Regions from separate parts of the Homo sapiens genome. Here region 1 is linked to region 2. Evidence: read pairs that join two places in POLR2A ChIA-PET (ENCODE). Cell type or tissue: PC-3. All regions are shown on one strand. Each heading gives the region's core, and the rest is flanking DNA. Links, peaks and the distances in the headings are about the cores only.

Region 1 (5,388 bases), core at 152-5,151, 140 kb after region 2:
GTTTTAAAAAGAACTTGTTTGTCCTTCCTATTTATCAATTTTATGGGAAGAGAATTTCATGACATCAAAGGTTAATTTCTTATTCAGGCTGAAAATAAAGTGGCTTTTTTGCTTCCATTCACAAATTTTCTCCTGCTTAAAAAATAGTAAAACAAGTACTATTTACTTAATAAATAGTATATTCCTTAATAAAGAACAATAATCCTTCCCAATCTCACCACCCAAGTGGTCAAACCATCATCATCTTCTTCTAACAGTCTGGGAAAAACTTATTTGAAAAATTAAGGGAAAAAAATCATTCCCTGGTTTAATTTCTCACAAATTCCATAAAAAAACACATGTATTGAACACTTTTATAATCTCCAAAAAGGCAATGACCAAGTTGGTCTTCTCCAATGTGTAAAAGCCTACCTAGCACAGTGCCTGACACAGAGGAGGCATAGAATATATGTTTGGTAAATGAATAAAAAATATGCAAAAGACAGTATGATACAAATATGGGTAAAACAATCCAAGTCCTTCCTAAGAGGTGAAAATTTAGTGGAGGTAGATTTAGATTTGATTAAAATATTTCCTTCCAAAAATTCTTTCATTTACAAAAGCGTAGCTAATTACATACTACAAATTAATTTTTTTGTACAGCAAATGTCTCCTAATGAAAGATGTCACCAGTCAGTAATAAATTCTACCTTACATTTACATGGCTAATTTTAATTACAAAATATTTCACATTAAATAACACATTCTCCACCACCACCCAAGCATTGCAGGTGCAAAAACAGAGGCTCAGTGGAATTAAGCAATTTAACCAAATTTTACCTATTCCAACAAGGATTGGATGTACTTTTTTCAGTCCAACAAAATAATTTTTTGCCATATCCTAAAATTTGTGATAAAAAAAGAACTGGTGAAAAATAACATCATTAAGAAGTGATGCGTGTAGGAAATTTTTAGAATTATCACCATGTACTTTTTGTTCTTGATATTCCATCTTACCTTTTAAACAAATATATATGTACTGTTTAGCTTCCTGGATTGTTGTGTTACAACAAATTCTATTTAAAAAAAAATAACCTAGGCTGGGCATGGTGGTTCACGCCTATAATCTTAGCACTTTGAGAGGCCAAGGCAGGCGGACTGCTTGAGCTCAGCAATTCAAGAACAGCCTGGGCAACATGGTGAAACCCTGTCTCTACAAAAAGTTTTTTAAAAAAGGAAAAATTCACCAGACATGGTGTTTCATTCCTGTAGTCCCAGCTACTCAGGAGGCTGAAGTGAGAGGATCACTTGAGCCTCAGAGGCAGAGGTTGCAGTGTAACAAGATCACACCACTGAACTCCAGCCTGGGTGACAGAGCAAGACTCTGTCTCAAACAACAACAACAACAAATTTTAATACATAAATAACCTATACCACCACAGTGATTTCTTAAGTCTTGATATGTAAGAAATACTATCGAATAAAAAAAAAAAAGAATGTGTCTGTATGTGTGAATGAAAAAGAAAAACAGAAGAGAGAAGTGGGGTTATTATCTCAGTATCTTACTCCTATTTTTAATTGTTAATTCTCAACTAGGAGGATGAGTAAATAATAGCTGTTTTAACTGTAAGTCCAAAAGGGCTAAGAATGATTTCTAAGACTGAACTAATTTTACCCTACTACAAGACGATTAAGTCCACTAGAAAGTGATTTTACATGTAATTATAAAGGTCTGAAATGGAAACATAAGTAGACAAAAAGGAACTAAAGGGAGGGAAAAAGCAATTCTTATTTTCTAGCTAACCTTCAAATAAGGCAAGGAACAAGAAAACAGGGAGAAATAAGAAAATAGTGGACAACGTACTGAGACAAAGTATATAATTCAATGTGTACTCAGAACACTCTGGCCCCTGCTCCCCAGCTTTTGATAAAGACATAATATGAAAGTTTGGGGAGTTCATGGGGGAAGGATTCTATTTCTGCAAGCAAGAACAACAGGAAATTAACACAAGGTATAAGTGATAAAGAAATGTTTTTACCTTGATGTATTCTGGGATTGTTAAAAATATTTCCTCAGCCTTTTTTTCTTTATTTAACTTCCATTATAAACATTTTCAAACATACAAAATTTGAGAGAACAGTATAACGAACCTAATCATCTAACTCTAACAAGTATCATCATTTATTGTGGGTTTTTTCCTTTAATTGCCCCAATCAAATATTGATTTTCCCCAATAACAGTAGAGATATCAATACAGTATAGCGTTCTTTTCTTATTTTTATGCCAGAAAAAGAAATCAAAATAAGATGTGTCCCCCCTCCCCTCCAAAAAAAAAGAAAAAAAAAAACTGGCTTGGCAATATGAGTTTAAATAAATGGCCACCAGGAGGAGCTCACCTAGTGTGCTCTAATGGCCCATGGAAATAGTCATTTAGAAGTACTTGAAGCAAGGGAAAAGGATAATTACAGAATGTTTTAAGTCTAGGTCTACACACTTCAAGTGCCACTAAGCCAATGATGAAAAAACTCAATCCAACCAATTTATTTCAGCCAGTACCCGTAACTTACAAAACTGCAGAAACCAGTATTGGAAGTTCCCTGAAAATCTTGGAGCAATTAAGATAGATTACAGATTTGATTCCACAGCTTCTGAAAGTTTACCCTTCAAAACAATTTCTTACAAATTAAATTAATTTTTCCAAATCATCGTATGCTTGGGATTCTCTAAGGCTATAAGCCAGAAACAAAAGCTGGAATTTATTAAGTTACTGTTTTATGAAGTAGTTAGTTTTCAAAGTACATCTTTTCATGATATATTTCATACACTGACTTTAAATTTGTGTATACTACAAGAAAAACTCTCCCTCAAATTTTAGGAGAATGCATAAGTAATTATTAAAGGCTTTCTTTCTTACTTTACTCAGGAATGCAAATTTATATCCTTTACTTGTCTGGAGGTGAGTGAAACTGAAAAGCAGGTGGAGGGACTGAACTGTTACACAATTCCAAGGGCCACCATTAACACTGTACTCTACATTTGTATTCCAGGAGGCACCATTCACACAGAATATAATATGAATACTGCCACCTAAATCTGTAGAACTCAAAAGAACTGTGGAGAGAAAATAAAACTTACCATAAACTTCTGTCAGTGAACCTAGCAGCTAAAAAATATTTCTTCTAAAAATAAATACAAGATAGTCAACCATAAGTAAGTAGATTTGGGGTGATACTGAAAGGTCTCATTTTATTACAATTGTTCCTTTTTTCCAGAAAAGATAGATTTATATGGAATCTACCCCAGGAATAGCAATAGATAAGCAACTTTTACTAAATCACTACTGCCATTCATACTTGCCTTCAATTTCTAGGTCTTAATATTAGTTCATATCTTCTTCTTGTACAAATCAATTTAAGCTCCAAAAACCTGTAAGCAACGTCTCTGAATAATGAAAAGTTCCATATGTTTTATCTAATTACATTTAACTCTATTTCTATCAGTAGAAACAAACAGAATATCTTGCTAACCAAAATAAAACTGTTTAAGTTCTCAGGCAATTTGAAAGAAGATAAAAGAACAAATAGGATGAGAGCAAGCCTTCCAAAAAATATAAAGCAAGAATAATTTTAAGAAGGAGAAAGAAAATATATTACTTAAGGGTTAAAACAACACAAATTTGTTGTTTTTAAAACTATATACTATCTGATGAAATTTTGCTTCTAGCAAGTCTTTAAATTTTCAGTTTAATCCTTCTGACAACCAATTACAAGTAAGACTTACATTGGTAATATATGGCTCAATAGCTTGAGCTGTCCTCTTCAGTAAAGCCTTTGCCAAATCATATGCTTGCTTGTTTAAATTCTGAAAAACATAAACAATATCTATATTATATATCTCTAACTATGAAAAGCAAAATATTACCTGTATTCAAAATGCTACTTGAGTAAATGAATGAAAAAACTAAGACTCAATTGGAATAAAAGAGAGAAGGCAAAACCACTTTTCTTTTTTTAGGACTAACTGGCCTACTGGATCTAAGATTCCATCCACGTAAGGATAATTATATTCTCTTCCTATTTTGTTCATAACATAATGTAAACCACACAGAAATGGTCAATAAATGCTTATTAGATAGAGTCACTCTAGATCTAGTCCCAAAATCAATTCAGTTAAGTACAAATACAAGCTGTTCCACTTCAGGTCCAAAAAACACAAAATATCCTAAGAGAATGAACTATGTTCTAGTGTGGGCAGCGATGGGCATCCCATAGGCGGGGAGGGACAAAGGAGTTTTGGGCAGCTGTAAAAAAGCAGATTACTCAAACACATTTCAGAGCACAGGTAAGTCAAAGGATACAACAGGAAATACAACAAATAGTAAAGTACGGGCGGAAGATAACAAGAAAAAACATCATAAGAAGCTATGTTTCTAAGAGACTTTGATAATGATACAAGGAAGTAAAGATAAAAAATGGAGTCACTACCCCAGTTTAAACATATTCCAGAGAACAGGAACACTGTATATATCCTTAAACTCACACTCTTTACTCAGCATATTTTTAGATTTACCTGCCTTAATGCTTGTATTTTATTATTTCATTCATACTAACTGCTGTTTAGATATACTAGATTCTTTACTGATTGTCCTATTCATTGACATTAAATTATATGTCTTGTACAAGTCTCCTTGTGTAAATGAGAAGTAATTTTCTGTACATTTTATCTTTGCCATTTTTCAGTTAGGCTGTTTAGTCTTGCTTTTATTTATTTTTATATTTTCTCCATAGATTCTATGGACTAAACTTTCATCAATTATAGATGTTTCTTGACTTATGATGAAGTTACATCTCAATAAACCCACAGTAAGTCAAAATGCATTTAATACCCCAATAAACCATTATAAAGTAAGTCAAACCATTAAGTCAGGAACTGTCTGTACATGTATAACACACCTTAGTCTATACTTGTCTTTTCACAATATTTATGGTGTCAAAGTATGGAGACTTTTTTTCATTTTTTTTTTTATGGATATGTAACAACTATGCTTATTCTGGGGATACATGTGCTATTTTGATACATGTATACACTGAATGATAGTCGAATCAAGGTACCTGACATATCCATCACCTCAAATATTTATGTTTTCTTTGTCCTGGGAACATTACAAATCTTCTCTTTTAGCTATTTTGAAATATAAATTATTGTTAACTATAATTTCCCTACTGTACTATCAAATACTAGAAAGAGGATGGGCACTGTGGCTCACACTTGTAATCCCAGCAATTTGGGAGGCAGAGGCAGGTGGATCACCTGAGGCCAGGAGTGCGAGACCAAGCCTGGTCAACATGGCAAAACCCCGTCTCCAATAAAAATAAAATCAGCCGGGCGTGGTGGCGGATGCCTATACT
Region 2 (5,388 bases), core at 256-5,255:
TGCTCACTACTTGGAGGATAGGGTCAACTATGAACCCCAAACACCAGCATCATGCAATATACACAAGTAACAAACCTGCACATGTACGCCCTGAATCTAAAATAAAAGTTGACTTAAGAAAAAAAAAAGTATCACCTCTTAAAAGGTGCTACTTTCATGTGAGCTAGATATTTGAATTTTGTTAAGGGAGTGGGATTGGTTTTTTGGTTTGTTTGTTTGTTTGTTTGTTTTTCTGAGAGTCTCGCTGTGTCACGCTGGCTGGTGTGCTGTGGCTCACTGCAGCCTCAACCTCCCAGGCTCAAGTGATCCTCCTATCTCAGCCTCCCGAAAAGCTGGGACCACAGGTGCACACCACCATACCCAGCTAACTTTGTAGTGAGGGGGTGCTCCTTATGTTGCCCAGGCTGGTTTCAAACTCCTGGTCTCAAGCAATCCTCTTGTCTTGGCCTCCCAAAGCACGGGGACACTGGGATTCCAATGTGAGCCACTGCACCCAGCTGAGCTGATATCTGAAGGGTGACAGGCAGGCATATGAAGAGCTGAAGCTCTAGGGAAAGAGAGTTCCGAGCAAAGGGAATCACAGGTGCAATAGCCCAGAGGCAGAACAAGTCTGGGGTGTTCTAGGGAAGAGAGACTATAACTGGAGCTGGGGGCCAGGGAAAGGAGGAATAAAGTGAGGTCTGAGAGTAGAAAGTACCAGGTTGTGCAGGGCCGTTAGGCCATGGCAAAGAGTGTGAATTTATTCCAAGTGCAGTGGGAAGCCACTGAGGAAATCAGGGTAGGGGTGAGAGTGACAGAATCAGATCTGCATTTTAAAAATATTAAGTCTTAAATCTTTCCCATTTTTGTGGATTTATTAGTAAAGCCAGGAAACATGTTAAAAGGCTATGGCTGTGCTTGCCTTGGCAGCACATGAACTAAAACTGGAACAATACAGAGATGAATATGGCCCCCTGTGTTAAGAGCCTGCAGCTAAACGTGCTTTTTCTGATTCCAGAGCCTATGCCTTTTCACCTGTTCTGGAAGATGCAGCTCCTTGCAGGTCATTCCAAAGTAAAAAAGTTACCGCCCGTTTATAAGTATGCTAGAGAACCGTTCTTCAGAGAGGGCCATTTTCAAAGTGCTGGCCAAAAAATGTTACTCTTATTCAAAATCAAAAGAATAAAAACTGCTACACAGGCAGGAACAGGTTCTTTTTGCCTCTACCTTTCAACATGATCAATGTAATATGCTCAAAAGTCCGCAAGTCTCATAGGTACTTTCTGGTGAGTTCAAAGATGGCTGACTCTGCTGCACAGAGCAATGTTGCTTGACATTTACAGTACTGGCTCATCTTTGCAAACAAATCGACATTGCAGTTGAGTTGAAGTGTCCATGGCACGGTTGTCTGCATGGTGTTGGGCTGTCTAGGCTGGCTCTGATCCTCTGGATATAAGAACGTGCGTTTTACATGGGACCAGAAGATCAAGATAGGTAAGTCCTGCCAACTCATGAAAGGCCATCAGTCCACAAGAAAGGGCAGAGAGCAGGGTAGGAGTTCAGGAGAAAGGCAATCTTTAAAGTGTCCTTCACTCCTGGACCAGCCCAAACTATTCTGGGTATTTCTTTTCCTTTTTTATTCTTTTTTTTTCCAGTAGATGATACAGCTTTGCAATGCAATCTTCGCTGGTACAAAAGCATACTTGTGTGTTGCTGAGCCTGAGTGATGTACTATATGGGAAAACCACCAGTGCAAAGAAGATATTAATTCATGTACACCCTATGAAGCAATTTCATGCTTTTATAAGTTTAATGTTATTACAATTGGGTCCAGCTTTTGCTGTAATTCTTTTCTCAGAAGGGGCATTATAATGTGCTGTCTAGGAGCCTATTTTATCCCGTAGCCGTTATAAGCTAACTTAACTACATTAAGATCACGTTAAGAACGTATCTAGTAACATAAAAGAAAATCAAAACTAAAAGCAGGAAATGCTCTGGATACTGAAATTTACCATTAAATACATGGCCACCTCCTTCAGCAAACACACACATACACACACTGCAGGGGACTGTTACTTCCATTTCATCAATAAACTGAATAATAAATTCAGTATTTCCAATAAATTGAAAAGTGAATTATAATGAAACTGGGTATCTGTTCCCCCAAAGGTTGATGAGTACTCACTTAGAAAAGGCCACTTAGTTCGTCCTCTGTCTCTAGAGAGAGTTACTCCATTTCTAAGGATCTCAGTTTCCATCAGTAACCTGTACTCATTCAGTCAGCCTTTGCTGAAGACCTACTACGTGATTCTCAGGCCCCGTGGGGTCCCTGTCCCACCTGTGCCGCAGTAGACATGCAGTAATGAGTGAGCACTGCCGGCTGCAGGAGCTGCAGAGATGCCCACTGGAGTGTCCCCCAGGAATGACACACATTGCATTTCCCTACAACAGAAGATCCAATTCAGAAGTTTTGTTTTTGTTTAATTAAAGAAAAAAGATGCTGAATACAAAGCACCCTTCCTGTGGCTAAAGCAGGGATGCAATAGAGAGGCAGCTGATTGCAGGTCAGAGACTAGAAAGGAGCAGCAGGTCCCAGGAATGGGTGTTGTTTTGTTTGTAAAGCCATTCCCAGGTTATGTGACACTAGCAACAGCCCTGGGTGGTTGATTCAGTGAACACAGATCGAGAGTAAGTGGAGGCCAAGACAAATGACAACAAAGTCTCAAAAGGAGGAAGCAACTTGCTGGGCGAGATCAGCACAGAACAGCACTGCTCCCACGTCAGGGAGCTCACAGAGGAGCAGGCTGGACAGGATCCACACTGACGAAGGCGCCCTCCAGCTCTCTCATGAGAGAGATGGAAGGTGACATGTGAACCCCGCTGCATCTTATTTATGGTTTGCTGTGTCTAATTATGGTTGAGAGAGTATGTGTGTGTGTGTAACATAAACCGCAAAGAGATCTTATTTCCTAGTTTGGGTTCTGTCACATTGAAGTAATTTTTCTGTGACTTTATAGAGTTCTGTGGTTAAAACCCATCCAAGTACTGTGATAAATAACTGCCTGACCTGGGGGACCTGCAGGGGACCCTGGTGATGGCCAGCTGTGCTTTTCTTTTCTTTTCTTTTCTTTTTTTTTTTTTTTGAGACAGATCCTCACTGTCTCCAGGTTGGAGTGCAGTGGCACGATCTTGGCTTACTGCAACCTCCGCCTCCCGGGTTCAAGCAATCCTCCTGCCTCAGCTTCCTGAGTAGCTGGGACTACAGGTGCACACCACCACATCCAGCTAAGTTTTCGTATTTTTAGTAGAGACAGGTTTCACCGTGTTGGGCAGGATGGTCTTGATCTCTCGACCTCATGATCCGCCTGCCTTAGCCTCCCAAAGTGCTGGGATTACAGGCGTAAGCCACCGCACCTGGTCTAGCCCTGCTTTTCTAAGATAACCCACACAGCTATAAGTGTCAAAAGGGGTGGTTCCCATTGGTCTGAACCATGGTAGGTCGCCATGGTACTAGATAGGATGCCAAAAGCACAAAAGAAAAGATAGGTAAACTTCATTAAAACTAACAACTTTTGTGCTTCAAAGGACAACATGAAGAAATTGAAAAGACAATGTACAAGACAGTAGAAAATATTTGAAAATCCTATATCTAATAAGGGACTTATAACTAGAATATAGAAAGAACTCTTACAACTCAACAAAATAACCTAGTTTTAGAATAGGCAAAGGACCTCAATAGATATTTCTTGAAAGACAGATAAATGATCAATGAGCCAATGAAAAGATGCTCAACGTCGTTAGTCATCGGGGAAATGCAAATCAAAACCACACCGAGACACCACTTCACATCCACTGAAATAGCTATACTCAAAAAGACAGACAATAACAAATGTTGGTAAGGATGTGGAAAAATTGAAACCCTCATACATGGATAGTGGAAATGGAAAATGGTGCAGCCAGCACTTTGGGAGGCTGAGGTGGGTGGATCATGAGGTCAAGAGACCGAGACCGTCCTGGCCAACATGGTGAAACCCCGTCTCTACTAAAAAATACAAAAAATTAGCCAGGCATGGTGGCGGGCGCCTGTAGTCCCAGCTACTCAGGAGGCTGAGGCAGGAGAATGGCGTGAACCCGGGAGGCGGAGCTTGCAGTGAGCCCAGATGGCGCCACTCCAGCCTGGGCGACAGAGCGAGACTCCGTCTAAATAAATAAATAAATAAACAAACAGTTTGGCAATTCCTCAAATTGCTGTGACATGTGACACAGCATTTCTACTCTTAGGTATACACCCAAGAGAACTGAAGACACTTGTCCACATAAAGCCTGTAAATGAATGTTCAGAGCAGCCTTATTCATAACAGCGACAATGTAGACAAACCAAATGCTCGTTAATTAATGATGGATAAACAAACTGTGGTTCTGATAGACTGAATAGTGGCCTCCAGTGGCCCTAACCCCTGGAACCTGTGGTTGTTATCTTATATGGCAAAAGCACTCTGCAGATGGGATCACGTTAAGAATTTTTTTCCAGTCAAGGTTTTATTCCGCCACCCAAGCATGGAGTGTAGTGGCGCCATCTTGGCTCACTGCAGCCTCAACCTCTGGGGCTCAAGCAGTCCTTCCACCTTGGCCTCCCAAGTTGCTGGGACTACAGTTGCATGCCACCACACCTGGCTATTTTTTTTTTTTTTTTTTTCCTTATAGAGATGTTTCCCAGTATGGTCTTGAATTCCTCAGCTCAAGCGACCCTCCTGCCACAGCCTCCCAAAGTTCTGGGATTACAGGCATGACCCACCATGCCTGGCTACCTTGAGGACCTTAAAAGAGGGAGCATATCCTGAATTATCCAGGTGGACCCAATGTAATCTGAAGGGTCCCCATATGAGGGAGGTAGAGGAGGATTTGACTACAGAACAGAAGGCAATGTGACAACTGAAGCAAAATGCTACATGCTGGCTTGGAGGATGGAGGAAGGAGCCATAAGCCAAGGAATGCCAGCAGTCACTGGGAGCTGAAAAAGGTGAAGAAATGGACTCTCCCCGAGCCTGTAGAGCAAGTATGGCCCTATTGACCCTTGATCTCAGCCAAGAGAAATTGATTTCAGACTTCTGACCCCCAGAACTGTACGGCAATAAATGTGTGCTGTTTTAAGCAACCAATTTTGTGGTAATTTGTTATAGCAGCCATGGGAAACTAATTCAGTGGTACATCCACACAATGGAAGTATTGATACAGGCTATACAATACAGATGAATCTTAAAAGTATTGTGCTAAGTGAGAGAAGCCAAGCACAAAAAAACATGTATTTATGATTCCGTTTATATGCTATATTCGGAATAGGCAAATCCATAGAGACAGAAAGTAAATTAGTACTTGCCACGGGCTGAGGGAAGGGAAAAGTGAGTATGA

What was found. Peaks named below come from ENCODE experiments on the same cell type or tissue, not always from the same donor. Only the 100,000 strongest peaks of a DNase experiment are listed, where the experiment ranks them.
Region 1: POLR2A ChIA-PET joins it to region 2 with 8 read pairs; 2 of 35 experiments call an interaction of 5 or more read pairs at or near these places.

What each region holds. Positions count from the first base shown.
Region 1 is chr13:32,666,217-32,671,604 of GRCh38, reverse strand. It overlaps PDS5B (PDS5 cohesin associated factor B), which reads right to left. Exons shown (of 35, transcript NM_015032.4): 7 at 3,761-3,841. Among named protein-coding and RNA genes, the nearest start is that of PDS5B, 82 kb to the right of the region's middle. In PC-3, for the core only: CTCF peaks have their summits at 2,164 and 2,364 (motif pointing right); no DNase peak of the experiment used is centred there.
Region 2 is chr13:32,808,936-32,814,323 of GRCh38, reverse strand. LINC00423 (long intergenic non-protein coding RNA 423) reads left to right here. Exons shown (of 5, transcript NR_047020.1): 5 at 4,684-5,134. Among named protein-coding and RNA genes, the nearest start is that of LINC00423, 100 kb to the left of the region's middle. In PC-3, for the core only: no CTCF peak of the experiment used is centred there; no DNase peak of the experiment used is centred there; H3K27ac peaks cover 1,312 bases.